Linked DNA regions of Homo sapiens: region 2 is linked to region 1. Evidence: chromatin contacts called from ENCODE Hi-C or POLR2A ChIA-PET data. All regions are on one chromosome and are shown on one strand. The core of a region is the stretch at or near the end of the contact, and the rest is flanking DNA. Distances in the headings are between cores, read along the strand shown.

The links. Hi-C counts contacts between places; a loop is a spot of excess contacts on that map. ChIA-PET counts read pairs that join two places held with the same protein, here RNA polymerase II (POLR2A). Pooled maps may share reads with other maps.
Region 2: a map of ascending aorta shows a loop between it and region 1 (2.4-fold over the local background). The contact joins the enhancer-like site here to the promoter of FGFR2 in region 1. A Hi-C loop is called at or near these places in 3 of 168 maps with a recorded cell type or tissue (aorta, ascending aorta and esophagus muscularis mucosa) and 6 of 50 pooled maps. POLR2A ChIA-PET finds 5 or more read pairs at or near these places in 4 of 52 experiments (AG04449, H1 and WTC11).

What each region holds. Positions count from the first base shown.
Region 1 is chr10:121,596,961-121,602,878 of GRCh38, reverse strand. FGFR2 (fibroblast growth factor receptor 2) reads left to right here and starts at 4,435. Exons shown (of 18, transcript NM_000141.5): 1 at 4,435-4,917. RefSeq lists an enhancer at 5,229-5,918.
Region 2 is chr10:121,666,492-121,672,409 of GRCh38, reverse strand. No RefSeq gene overlaps it. Among named protein-coding and RNA genes, the nearest start is that of FGFR2, 71 kb to the right of the region's middle. RefSeq lists enhancers at 2,972-3,521, 3,522-4,071. Within about 2 kb of position 3,574, at least 14 of the 41 ENCODE cell types and tissues checked have a DNase peak (open chromatin) inside an H3K27ac peak, as active enhancers do; they include ascending aorta, where a contact is called at or near this core.

The sequences.
Region 1 (5,918 bases), core at 3,186-5,685:
GAACCCAGGAGGCAGAGGTTGTAGTGAGCCAAGATCACGCTACTGCACTCTGGATGACAGAGCAAGACTCCATCTCAAAAAAAACCAAAAAACAAAAACAAAAACAAAGGCAAAAACAAAACAACCAAAAAAACCCGAACAAATAAAAAAACAAAAACAAAGAAAAACTAAGTGCTTGTCACGTCCTAACTCATTTCATCCTCTTAGTGATCCTATTAAAGATCTAGGAGAGGCCGGGTGCGGTGGCTCACGCCTGTAATCCCAGCACTTTGGGAGGCCGAGGCGGGTGGATCACGAGGTCAGCAGTTCAAGACCAGCTTGGCCAAGATGGTGAAACCCCATCTCTACTAAAAATACAAAAAATTAGCTGGGCGCGGTGGCAGGCACCTGTAGTCCCAGCTACTCAGGAGGCTGAGGAAGGAGAATCATTTGAACCCTGAGGGTGGAGGCTGCAGTGAGCCGAGATCGTGCCACTGCATTCCAGCCTGGGTGACAGAGTGAAACTCTGTCTCAAAAAAAAAAAAGAAAAAAAAAATCCAGGAAATAAGAACCATTATTTTCCCCATTTTACAGCTGAGAAAATGGAAAACTCAGATAACTCAAGCAACTGGCCTGAGGTAACACAGCGTTTGTTTGTTTGTTTGTTTGTTTTTTTTGAGACGGAGTTTCTCTCTTGTTACCCAGGCGGGAGTGCAATGGCACGATCTCGGCTCACCGCAACCTCTGCCTCCTAGGTTCAAGTGATTCTCCCGGCTCAGCCTCCTGAGTAGCTGAGATTACAGGCATGTACGACCATGCCCAGCTAATTTTGTATTTTTAGTAGAGACGGGGTTTCTCCATGTTGGTCAGGCTGGTCTTGAACTCCTGACCTCAGGTGATCCACTTGCCTCGGCCTCCCAAAGTGCTGGGATTACAGGTGTGAGCCACCATGCCAGGCCTTTTTTTGTTGTTTTTTGAGAGGGAATCTTGCTCTGTCACCCAGGCTGGAGTGCAGTGGGGCGATCTCAGCTCACTGCAACCTCAGCCTCCTGGGTTCAAGCGATTCACATGCCTTAGCTTCCAGAGTATGTGGGATTACAGGCATGCGCCACCACAAGCGGCCAATTTTTGTGTTTTTAGTGGAGACGGCATTTCACCATGTTGGTCAGCCTGGTCTCGACTTCCTGCCTTCAAGTGATCCGCCTGCCTCGGCCTCCCAAAGTGCTGGAATTACAGGCGTGAGCCACTGCGCCCGGCCACAGGTCACAAAGCTATTGAGTAAAGAAAGCTGCATCCAGCCTCTCACCTTAAGAAAGCCATTCCCCTTTGCCTCAAAGTGAGGCTATACTTCCAGAAGGACTTTGTCTCCGGGGAAGCCTTGGCTTTGGAATTCAGGCCCAGTTCTAAGTTTAAAATCATTGATGCTGTTCAGTAGTGGGATCAATGATTTTGCTTCACTTAAATGCCACAAGCTCCCTGAAGATGGGCTGGAGCTGTCACAGCATCCAGCCCCTCCCCTTACCCAGAAGTAAATACTCTTATCATAGTCCTCCGACTATTCTATATCCTTCCATTTGAGTGCTTCTTTTATGCCGAGGGCACTATTGAGATGTAGCTTAGAGAATGAAATTCCTGGTGTTGCAGGGAGCTCAGATCCACCCGGGAAGGTTCATGAGCACTTCATGTCAGCAGCCTTTATTTCATCTAACGTTTCCATAGAGTGAAGGAACAGCCACCCATTACAAAACAAATTATTAAAAGAAAAATTCCAAATCTTCAAAGGAGAGAGGCCCATGGTAGTGAGCGCTCCCACCCCCTTCTCCTTTCTCTTCCCATCACCAACGGGCTAGCAGCACAATTTGTTTCTTGAAACTTTTGGGGGCATCGGAGTTCTGGTGTCCTCATTTTTCTTCCTTCCCATTGATGTATCATTACTAGAGTGAAAAAAGAAGGGCGTCTCGAGGGCTTTTGAAAAAAAAAAAGGGTGACTACTCAAGACATTTTGTAAAGGGGGGAAAATTGCGAAGAAAAGAGACCTCAGTAGGGGGTGGAGGAACTGTGAATGTGTCCTTGTCTGGCGGTTCTTTCAGCTGAAACCTGGTGCTGGCGTTCGCAGTTCAGTTCAAACTGTCACCTTTAGTTCTTACTGGCTTTTCTGCCCTTGCCCCAGAACCTCAACAGATTGGGGCTTATTTACCTATTCACACTCCGCCGTGGAAGCTCATTAATAGGCTTTATTAGCAACACCATTCATGGGAGGCCATTGACGAAAGGGGTTCCAGCCACTTGAAGAGGGAAGAGAAAAGAAAAAACTGTAAAGAGATTATTTTCTCATTCAGAAGCCTCAGTGGTGTGAAGGTTTTCCTGGATGGTCTGAGGTCACTTGAAGACTAAATATGGGGACATAATTGATTTTTTAAAAATAATTCTAAACATACTTCCCCCCCCTCCTCAAAACTGAAGAGTTTCCTGTTGTGGTCTTGTGGGTTTCAGTCCCTTATATATGAGCCCTCTTTAGGGAATAAGGAGCTTTTGATAGATTGGTGTCTTTTCATTTCTATAAAAAATACATTCTGCAAACTGTGCCTGGACATGAAAGTAGGTGTTCTTATTTGTCATTTTCAGCGGAAAGCTTCCTTTCCATTCAACATGCATAAAGCTATTGATGAATGGGGGATAGGGACAGCGGCTTCCTGCACCATTAATTTATGTGAGAATGTGTTAACAGCATTTTCAATGGCTGATGGATGCGGTGTAGGATGGGAAAGGAACTGTCCTGAGACACTCGAGTTTCCCATTGGTGGGGAATATAAAGATGTAAGTGGCAACCTGCGAGCAGGCAGACACGTTCAGCTGCATCCCTTTTCTGAGAACTTGAAAACATACTGCTATCAGAACAACCCGTGTGGGAGTGAATGGCTAAGTGTCAACCTGGGCTGAGGTGTCCGTTAATGTATAGGCTCTGGGGCTAATCCAGGTTAGAGGACTTGACCAAAAACATACCCTCCCACCAAGCATATAGAGGGATAATTTTGCTTAAGAACCAGTTTTTATTTTGTTGCTATCAAATTTCCAAAATACAATGTTATAGCCTTTTGCCTGAGGCAGTTAAATGGATTTCTTACTTGTGTGGCTTTTAAATAACTTGCATAAACGTTTTCTGTGCTATATTTGTGAATAAAAATGATTTTCTAATCATGTAGCACCTTGAAAAATATTTTTGTAAATGTTATGAAGGGTGCAATGTTAGTGACACAGGTGCAAATATGTTTCTAAATCCAGGAAAAGTCTGTTTTCCAAGTCAGGTTTGTTCTCAATGCTTCATCTATCTTCAGGCCTCAAAAGGATTCTAAAGCATTTCTGGGTTTAGTGACCTTTTCTAAAGAAAAATAATTAAGGTTTTAATCTATATGGTCTTGAACTTAAGCACGGCTGCTCAGGAGCTGGATGAATAAGGAGGGAGAAAAAGCATATTTAAAATAAATTATTCCGAAGACACGGCTTAGTGAAAAGGTAAATGGACATAGGAACTTTAACCAGTTACAGCTTGGTGTGCAGTTGAAGAATCAGATTTTGCATTTATGATTTTTAATCTAAGATTCAGAGGGAGGAATTACTTTGTTCAAGGTCTATTTATGGTAGAGTTGTCTTTAGACTCCTTTGAATTTCTTTTTATTAATCCAAACATATATTATTAAACACTTTTTTTTTTTGATGCAATTTTGGCTTTTTCTGAGAGAGCCACATTCAAAGTCAGGCTGTCCTAGTAGCCAGCTGTGTGGTCCTAGGCAAATTACTTAACCTCTCTGATCCTGTTTCCTTATCAGAAACTGGGAATAGTACTCTGCAGGGTGGTTGGGCAGATGAAATAGAATCACCTATGTAGTGTGACCCTCCCATAGTAGGGCCTCCATTAATATTCAGTTTTTTCCTCTCATTTCTATTGTTTAGAAGGACAGAAACATGCAATGTCCTGCGAACATTTCCAAGTGGCTTCCTCTCCTCCAAAAGCTTCAGCTGCCTGGCAACCCTCCCCGCAGTATCAAGCAGGCGCATTTTAAAGTCTCTTTAGCGGGAGGGCAGGGTTAGAGCCTTCGGTCATTTGTTTTCTAACTTGACATAAAACAACGTAACGCAGTCGCTCAGCGAGCCGTTGGCCAGCCTCGCTCGCCCGGGGAGGAGGGAGGAGGTGGCGCGGGGCGCGGGACCAGGCCTTATTCGGAGGCTGTCGCTGCATCCCTACGGCCGCATCGCGGCCGAGCCCTCGCCTCCCGGGCCGGTGTCTCCGGCTGCTCGGAGGCGTCGGGAGCCGCGCGGGACTCGGGGCGGCCCGGGCGCGCGGCGCTGATTGGCAGAGAGGGCGCCGCCGTCCAGGAAACGGCTCGGGTTTCAGTGGGGGCGTGACCCGCCGCGAGGAGGCGGGGGCGGCGGCGGCGGCGCGGGCGGCGGCTGGAGGAGAGCGCGGTGGAGAGCCGAGCGGGCGGGCGGCGGGTGCGGAGCGGGCGAGGGAGCGCGCGCGGCCGCCACAAAGCTCGGGCGCCGCGGGGCTGCATGCGGCGTACCTGGCCCGGCGCGGCGACTGCTCTCCGGGCTGGCGGGGGCCGGCCGCGAGCCCCGGGGGCCCCGAGGCCGCAGCTTGCCTGCGCGCTCTGAGCCTTCGCAACTCGCGAGCAAAGTTTGGTGGAGGCAACGCCAAGCCTGAGTCCTTTCTTCCTCTCGTTCCCCAAATCCGAGGGCAGCCCGCGGGCGTCATGCCCGCGCTCCTCCGCAGCCTGGGGTACGCGTGAAGCCCGGGAGGCTTGGCGCCGGCGAAGACCCAAGGACCACTCTTCTGCGTTTGGAGTTGCTCCCCGCAACCCCGGGCTCGTCGCTTTCTCCATCCCGACCCACGCGGGGCGCGGGGACAACACAGGTCGCGGAGGAGCGTTGCCATTCAAGGTAATCGCCGCGCAAGACGCCTCGGGGAGCTTCGCCAGCCGGGGACGTGGGCGCCACGGGAGCCCGGGACGCCGGGTGCACCGTCCTCCGGGCGGGGGGCGCGGAAGGACTAGCATTGTGGAGGACGCTCCGTGTCCTCCCTCTGTGGCTGCATAGGTGATGGGGGAGGTGGGTGCGTGCTGACGGCCGGCGTTCTGGAAGTTCTGCCTCTGCTACCCCCATCCAGATGCTGACATCTGCTTCTGGCGTTGACGCCCCCCTCCCTGTCAAACCCTGGCGGGCGCATTCCCGCTGACTGGGCGCGTTTCTCCGACCCCAGAGCAGACGGGCGGAAGGTTCGCCTGCCCGTGGCACAGCCCCGCAGGCCGGTTCCCGGGGTCATCTCCGAGGTGCCCCATCCGTGTGTCCTGGGAACTTCCGTACCATCCAGGCCCTGCGGAGACCCCTTTTTCGGGAGGGGGCCGCTGGGGTGGGGCCGGTGACATCCCGTAGGGGTGGCGATGGCCAGGGGTGGCACTGCTGGGGAGGCGACGGCTCCGGTGCCTGGGCGCCCCTCGCCCGCAGCCGCCGTCGGCGCTGGAGGGAGCGCAGTGCGCCTGGGGCTAGGGGGCGAACTGGACCGACTTTTTCTAGTTCGCCTGCCTGCTCTGCCGCAGCGGCTGGGAGATGTCGAAAGCGCAGGCGAGTTCTAACTTGCGCGCTCATTTTTTTCGGCCACGGGGCCGCGCTGGGGAAAAAAGCCGAGGGCCCTGCGTGGCGCTGGCTCCGACCCTCGCGGACCACGGACCTGGCGCAGGAGGCCCGCTCGGGGACCACCAGCCTCCGTCGCTCTCCTCGCACCCCGCTCCCTTGCAGACCGTTCTCCAGACCCTCCTTCCTTTCTCCCAATTCAATAAAACCTACCCTTAAAGGCAAACCTGCTTTCAAACTCAGGGCACCCATTATGTGTTTGGTGTGAAACGCTATCAACATTTAAAACTCCATTGTCTCCCTGGTCCCAA
Region 2 (5,918 bases), core at 2,325-4,824, 70 kb before region 1:
CTCCCTGTAGTCTGGATTTCTGGCACAGGTAGAATGTGGACCGATGGAATTGCAAGATCGGCCCTGTGCCTGTTTTAGTGGATGGTACCAATCTCCTCCTTGATTTCTTTACTCCTAACTACGGCTTAGTGGGTTAAAGCTTAATTCCTTTTCTCCGTCCCTTGACCATTCTCCGTTGCAGCAACCAATGCATTAAATGGATAGAGAAGAAGGAAGGAAGGAAGCCCAGATGCCTGGCTAATCGAGAGCAAGGAAACCAGGCATTATTAGCACCATACCAGGTGCTCTGTTCTTGAATAGGATATGGACTCTATTCTTCAGGCCATATTCTGTTAGCATCCCACAGGACTTAATTCCCTGAGCTGGTTTCTGCTCAGGCACTGGGGACCGGAGTAAGCAGATTATAGTCAGCATGGAAGAGAGGCTAGCTTCAGGGGAAGGGCTCGGCTTCCTTCTGAAAGAAAAGCAGGTGTTCCAAGAGGAATTCTGCCATTCAAGAAATGATAAATGCCTCCTTGGCAGACAGCCCACTGCAAAGGTGGGTGCTTGTTTTAGCAAAAGGTATACAATTAATAGATAGTGCTTTGAACCTAGCCCACAGGTTACAGGAACAAGCTTTTATTAAAGACCATAATGACCTCCATATTTGGCATTTACTTCTTCGGGCAGGGCCAGAGCCGTCAGGCTGCTGGACCCTGAGGCAGCCTGAGGGGCCCCTGTCCATTTACAAGGGCCTTAGACCCAGGTGGACAGACAGCAGCAGTTAGAGGCCTACTGAGAACTTTTCTTGGAAGAGGCATTATTAAATACTTCGACAAATTGAAACAGAGAGGTTCCTTTACTCCTTCACTCCTCTACTGTCATCAAAGTTATGCACGGAAGCCTGGGCGTGATGGCTCACATGTGTAATCCCAGCACTTTGGGAGGCCAAGGCAGGCGGATCACTTGAGGTCAGGAGTTTGAGACCAGCTTGGCCAACATGGTGAAACCTCCTCTCTACTAAAAATACAAAAATTAGCCAGGCGTGGTGGTGGGTGCCTGTAGTCCCAGCTACTTGGGAGGCTGAGGCATGAGAATCACTTGAACCTGGGAGGTGGAGGTTGCAGTGAGCTGAGATCGTGCCACTGCACTCCAGCCTGGGTGATAGAGCAAGACTGTCTCAAAAAAAAAAAAAAAGTTATGCACAGAAGGCTGTAATGGCCTATTTTACAGCAGATGAGATGTTTTTACAAGCTAATAAGGACACGCAAAGTTGGGGAAGAGGTGGGAGGGCCCAGGTTTGGCACTTGTGAGGAAAAGGAGCAAAACCCTGGAAAATGGAAACTTCCAGTACTCTAGCAGGGCTGAAAACTGTGAATAGGAACCACAGCATGGTAGGCAAGGGCACCATTTTGAGGCCTGCCCTTCAGAATCCCAGTGGGCCCTCAGCTGCCCACTGTAGGGTCGCTGTGGACACACAGTGCCTTCCCCGGCTGCTTCATGGAGGGAAAAGGCCAGGAACACTGGGCAAACTGAAGGCCACACTCTTAGCTTTTGTGCCTGTCCAGGGGCCAGCAGGGAGGTGGGCTGCTGCAGGAGCAATATCTCTCTGAAACTCTGAGCATTTGTTTCATTTAACGAGTGCCTGCTGTGGGCTGACCTAGAGCTGGGCGAGGAGGAAAGGACCACTCTCGAGGGGCAACAGCTGATTTGGAGAGCCAGGAGGGGTGGCCCCTCAGCCAGAGGCCGCTGCACACGAGAGGATGCCAGTTCTGTCCCACCAATTCCTTTCCTCTCCTCTTCCCATCTAATCTGTCCCCCAAATCAGACACCTTGTAAATCCCAGTTAGATCACATGACTTCCTTACTTAGAGCTTCTGCAGGCCTTCCCAGCCCTGAATCCTGGTGCTCGGGGACCTATAGGAGCTGCCTTTCCAGCTTTTATTCCTCCCTGAGTCTCATCTCCTCCTGGACTCCAGGTAAACCAGAGACTCCCATCCTCCCACTGTCCTCCCTCCCTGGGGCACTTTCCTGCCTTGGTTTTGTCCACAGCATCCTCAATGCCTGGAAACCCACCCACACCCTCGAACCACCTCAACCTGCACAGCTCCCAAGTCAAGGCCATATCCAACACCCACACTGGGCCGGGCACAGTGGCTCACACCTGTAATCCCAGCACTTTGGGAGGCCAAGGCAGGTGGATCACCTGAGGTCAGGAGTTTGAGACCAGCCTGGCCAACATGGCGAAACCCTGTCTCTACTAAAACTACAAAAATTAGATGGGTGTGGTGGTGCACACCTGTATTCTCAGCTACTCGGGAGGCTGAGGCAGGGAGAATTGCTTGAACCTGGGAGGCAGAGGTTGCAGTGATCTCATTGCGCAACTGCACTCCAGCCTGGGTGACAGAGCGAGACTCTGTCTCAAAAACAAGAAGCAAAAACCGAAAAAAAAAAAAATCCCACACTGCCCTAATTCCCAAATGGAGCCAAGTCTTCCTCTCCCCTCTCTCCTCTTCCCTGGCCTTGGCCTCTGCTTCACCCGCACTGACCGCTTTATCCCATAGTATTTCAGATCTCTCTGTCCTGTCTAATGTGCAGCCCCTGAGGGCAGTGGCCCTATTTTAAGCCCCTGCTTCTCAACCTGACTGCACATTCTTATCCCCTGGGGAGTGTTAAAAGCCTACCCCTGCCACGTCCCACACCTGGAGATTCTGACAAAATTAGTGCAGGTCTCTGGGGTGCAGCCAGGTAGGGGGAGTTTAGAGAACGCTCAACAGGTGAATCTAATATGCAGCCACGTGTTGAGAACATCTTTGAATCCTCAATGCATTGTGCTTCTCAGGTGTTTGTTGAATTGAATACAATCATTGGAACTTGAAGGTAGCGGTGGTGAATCAGGTCATAGATCAGTGCTGACCCATGGAAGTACAACATGAGCCATAAATACGAGCCACCTATGTCGTTTTCAATTTTCTAGTTGCCACATTCAAGAAAGTAAAAAGCACCAGTGAAATGAATGTGTATATCTTTTCATCCCTGTATGCGAATATTATTTCAATATGTAATCAGTACAAACATACTTGATGAGATATTGCGCATTCTTTTGTTCATACTAGTTCTTGGAAATCCTGTGTGTATTTTACACTTAGGATACATCTCAATTTGGATGAACCACGGTTCAAGGGCTCAGTAGCTTCTTGCGGCTTGGGGCTGCCATATTAGGGCAGTTATAGACCACAGACCAGCTGAATTGTGGTGTTTTTATGCCTGGAGAGCACATGTGTATTGTGCGAGCAGGCTTGCAGAGGCAAGAGAGGTGGCTTCGGCAGCTGCTATGAGACAGATTTAACACTCTTAGCCCTGAACGCCCCCCTCCCTTCTAGTTAAATCAGAGCATCTTCTTATCTTGCCTCGCTTTCCTCTTCACTCCTTCCCCATACCCGCCCCATCTGGGTCCCACATCCAAAGTAAATTTCCTCCCCTGCTCAGCCTCCTGTGACCCGGCTTTCCAGCACCCAGCTGCAGACCTGCTGCTGCTTCCTGTCCTGGTTCTCTTTGGAGAGCTGGCCGCCAGTCCCAGTGGGAGGGAAAAGGGGTGGGGAAACCTGGCCCAGAGACCTGGGAGGGAGCTGGGAGAGTTTGGAGTGTGTTCTCTCTCTCCTTTGCTTTCTCTTGCTCTCTCTTTCTGGGTCAGCATGCTAGGCCACCGACCATCCCCTCTCCCCCTGGCCTCCCTTCTTAGGGGTCCTCTTGGACCCCTAAGAAGATCTGGAAGCTGAGTAGGTCTCTGGTGGGGTTACTTGGCTGCTTGCCAGCCTCCCCAGGGGCAACCCCTGGTGGGGACATTTTGATGCCAAAATGTGCAAAGCCAGCAAGAACGGGACTATTATTAGACCTTCCCCCACCGGCCCAGTTACCGGCCACATGACTCGGCCCTTTGATGGCTCAGTGGGAGCCTCAGCCCAGCTCTCTGTGACTACTAATATGGTGTTTCTAAAAATGCCTTTCCACTGGTGCATACTATCACTGTCCTCCTGATGGTGATCTTTTGTTTCCAAAAGCAATTAATCTTCTTTGTCTTTTCTTTTTCTTATTGCATGTGGCCAGTTCCTGGTCTTTGTTGCTGTACTAAATATGTGAATTGTTTTGGAGCATGTGGTAGACGGGTTTTTATGCTCTAAGTTTTTGCTGAAAGCTGTGATGGCAGGGATGGCTAATGAGATTTTTTTTTAAGTGCTACAATTCTTAGGCATGTAGCAAGAGGTTTCACTTGAAAACTTGGAGAGATACATTGTAGATGACTCAATTTCACAGCTTCATAGCGTGCTGCAACCTGACTAGTTCTGCAGCTTGTCAATCAGAGATTTACTAAGCAGCAGAGAGGTCCTGGGGGAGGTGCTACAGGGAAGGATAATGCAGTCCCTATCTGGTTGTGGAAATAAGACACAGCGTGTAGGTAGATAGCAAGCATAAAGGTGCCCAGGGTGTATACGCTAAGTGGAGGTTCAGGAAAGCAATGCTGTTCATGTAAATGCTACTGTAGGTGCCAGAACAGGAGGGGTGACCTGTGGAGGCTCCCAGAAGAGGCAGGTGCTTGAGCTGAACAAAAAGGTAGGATGTCATAGACACAGTGGCCAGGGAAGGCACCGGCAACTCCAGCAGGAGGCTCCGTACACGTGGAGAATGGAGTATTGGGCTTTACGATGCTGTAGGTTATAAGCTTTCCATTTCATGGCAGAAGTGGTGATTCTTAGAGTCAAGAACATTGGGTTCTCTTTCTAGCTCTGCTGCTGACATCCTCTGGTGACTTTGGCCAGTCACATGACCAGCTCAGGACCCCTCTTATGAATAACAGGGCTTGTCATTTCCCTTCCCTTCTTCTGCTGCTCAGGAAAGATCAAATCAACCATTCATCCATCATCTACCCATTTAAACACCCACTTACCACACCCATCACCCATCCATCCACCTGTCCATAAGTACATATACCCATCCAATCATATACCTATCCATCTGTCTATCCACCCATTCACCTGCCTGTCTAACAATCCATCCATCCATCCATCCATCCATCCATCCATCCATCCATCCATCCAATCATCCACCTAATTATCCACATATCCATACATCTATTCATCCATCCATCCATCCATCCATCCATCCATCCATCCATACATCCATCCATCCCTTCTGTAAGTCAGCTGTGCATTTGTTCATTCAGTTTCTGTTTCCTGAGTATCTACTCTGTGACAGACACCGTACTAAGTGCTAAGATATGCAGAGCAAAAAAGCATGATTGCTGTCATCAAGACAAGCCAAGGATGAGGGGAATGATACATACACACATTTTCCTACCCAAATGATAGGGTTGCTGCCACTACAGAGGAATAAGTAAAGGACTGCCAATTTAGAGGAAGAAGGCCCTTTTGAACATGTAGTAATAACACTGTAGGCTCGCCTCCACCTGAGCACTAACCTCATGGGTATAATTACCTGTCTATCTTCTCTGGTAGACTGAAAGATTTTGAAAACAAAGGTCATATTTTCAGGACCATCCTTAGACCTTGGCAGGGGGGAATCCCTAGTCTGGGACCCCTGTTTAAGAATCCTACTCTGGGCTTCTTCAGTGGAACCCCATTCCATAGGGTGAGGAATCTGAGGCTAGAAGGACATGCGCATCTGGAGCCTCTGTCTCCTCCCCATTAGTTAGGTCCTGCCACAGAAGGCAGGGACCAACATTCTCAGCCTCAGTGGATTTAAGAAGCCTATGTCTAGGACCTGTGTAAACCTCTCCCCTGTGTGGGCCCCCTTGAGTCTAAGTGGAAGGCCAAGGGCAGCCATTTGTAGGGTGTGGACAGAAATTGGGAATGAAACTAGGCGGTCCACTTGTGTCTTATGTGCACGCAAGGCCCCATATGGTATGGTTTAGCATCGGATGG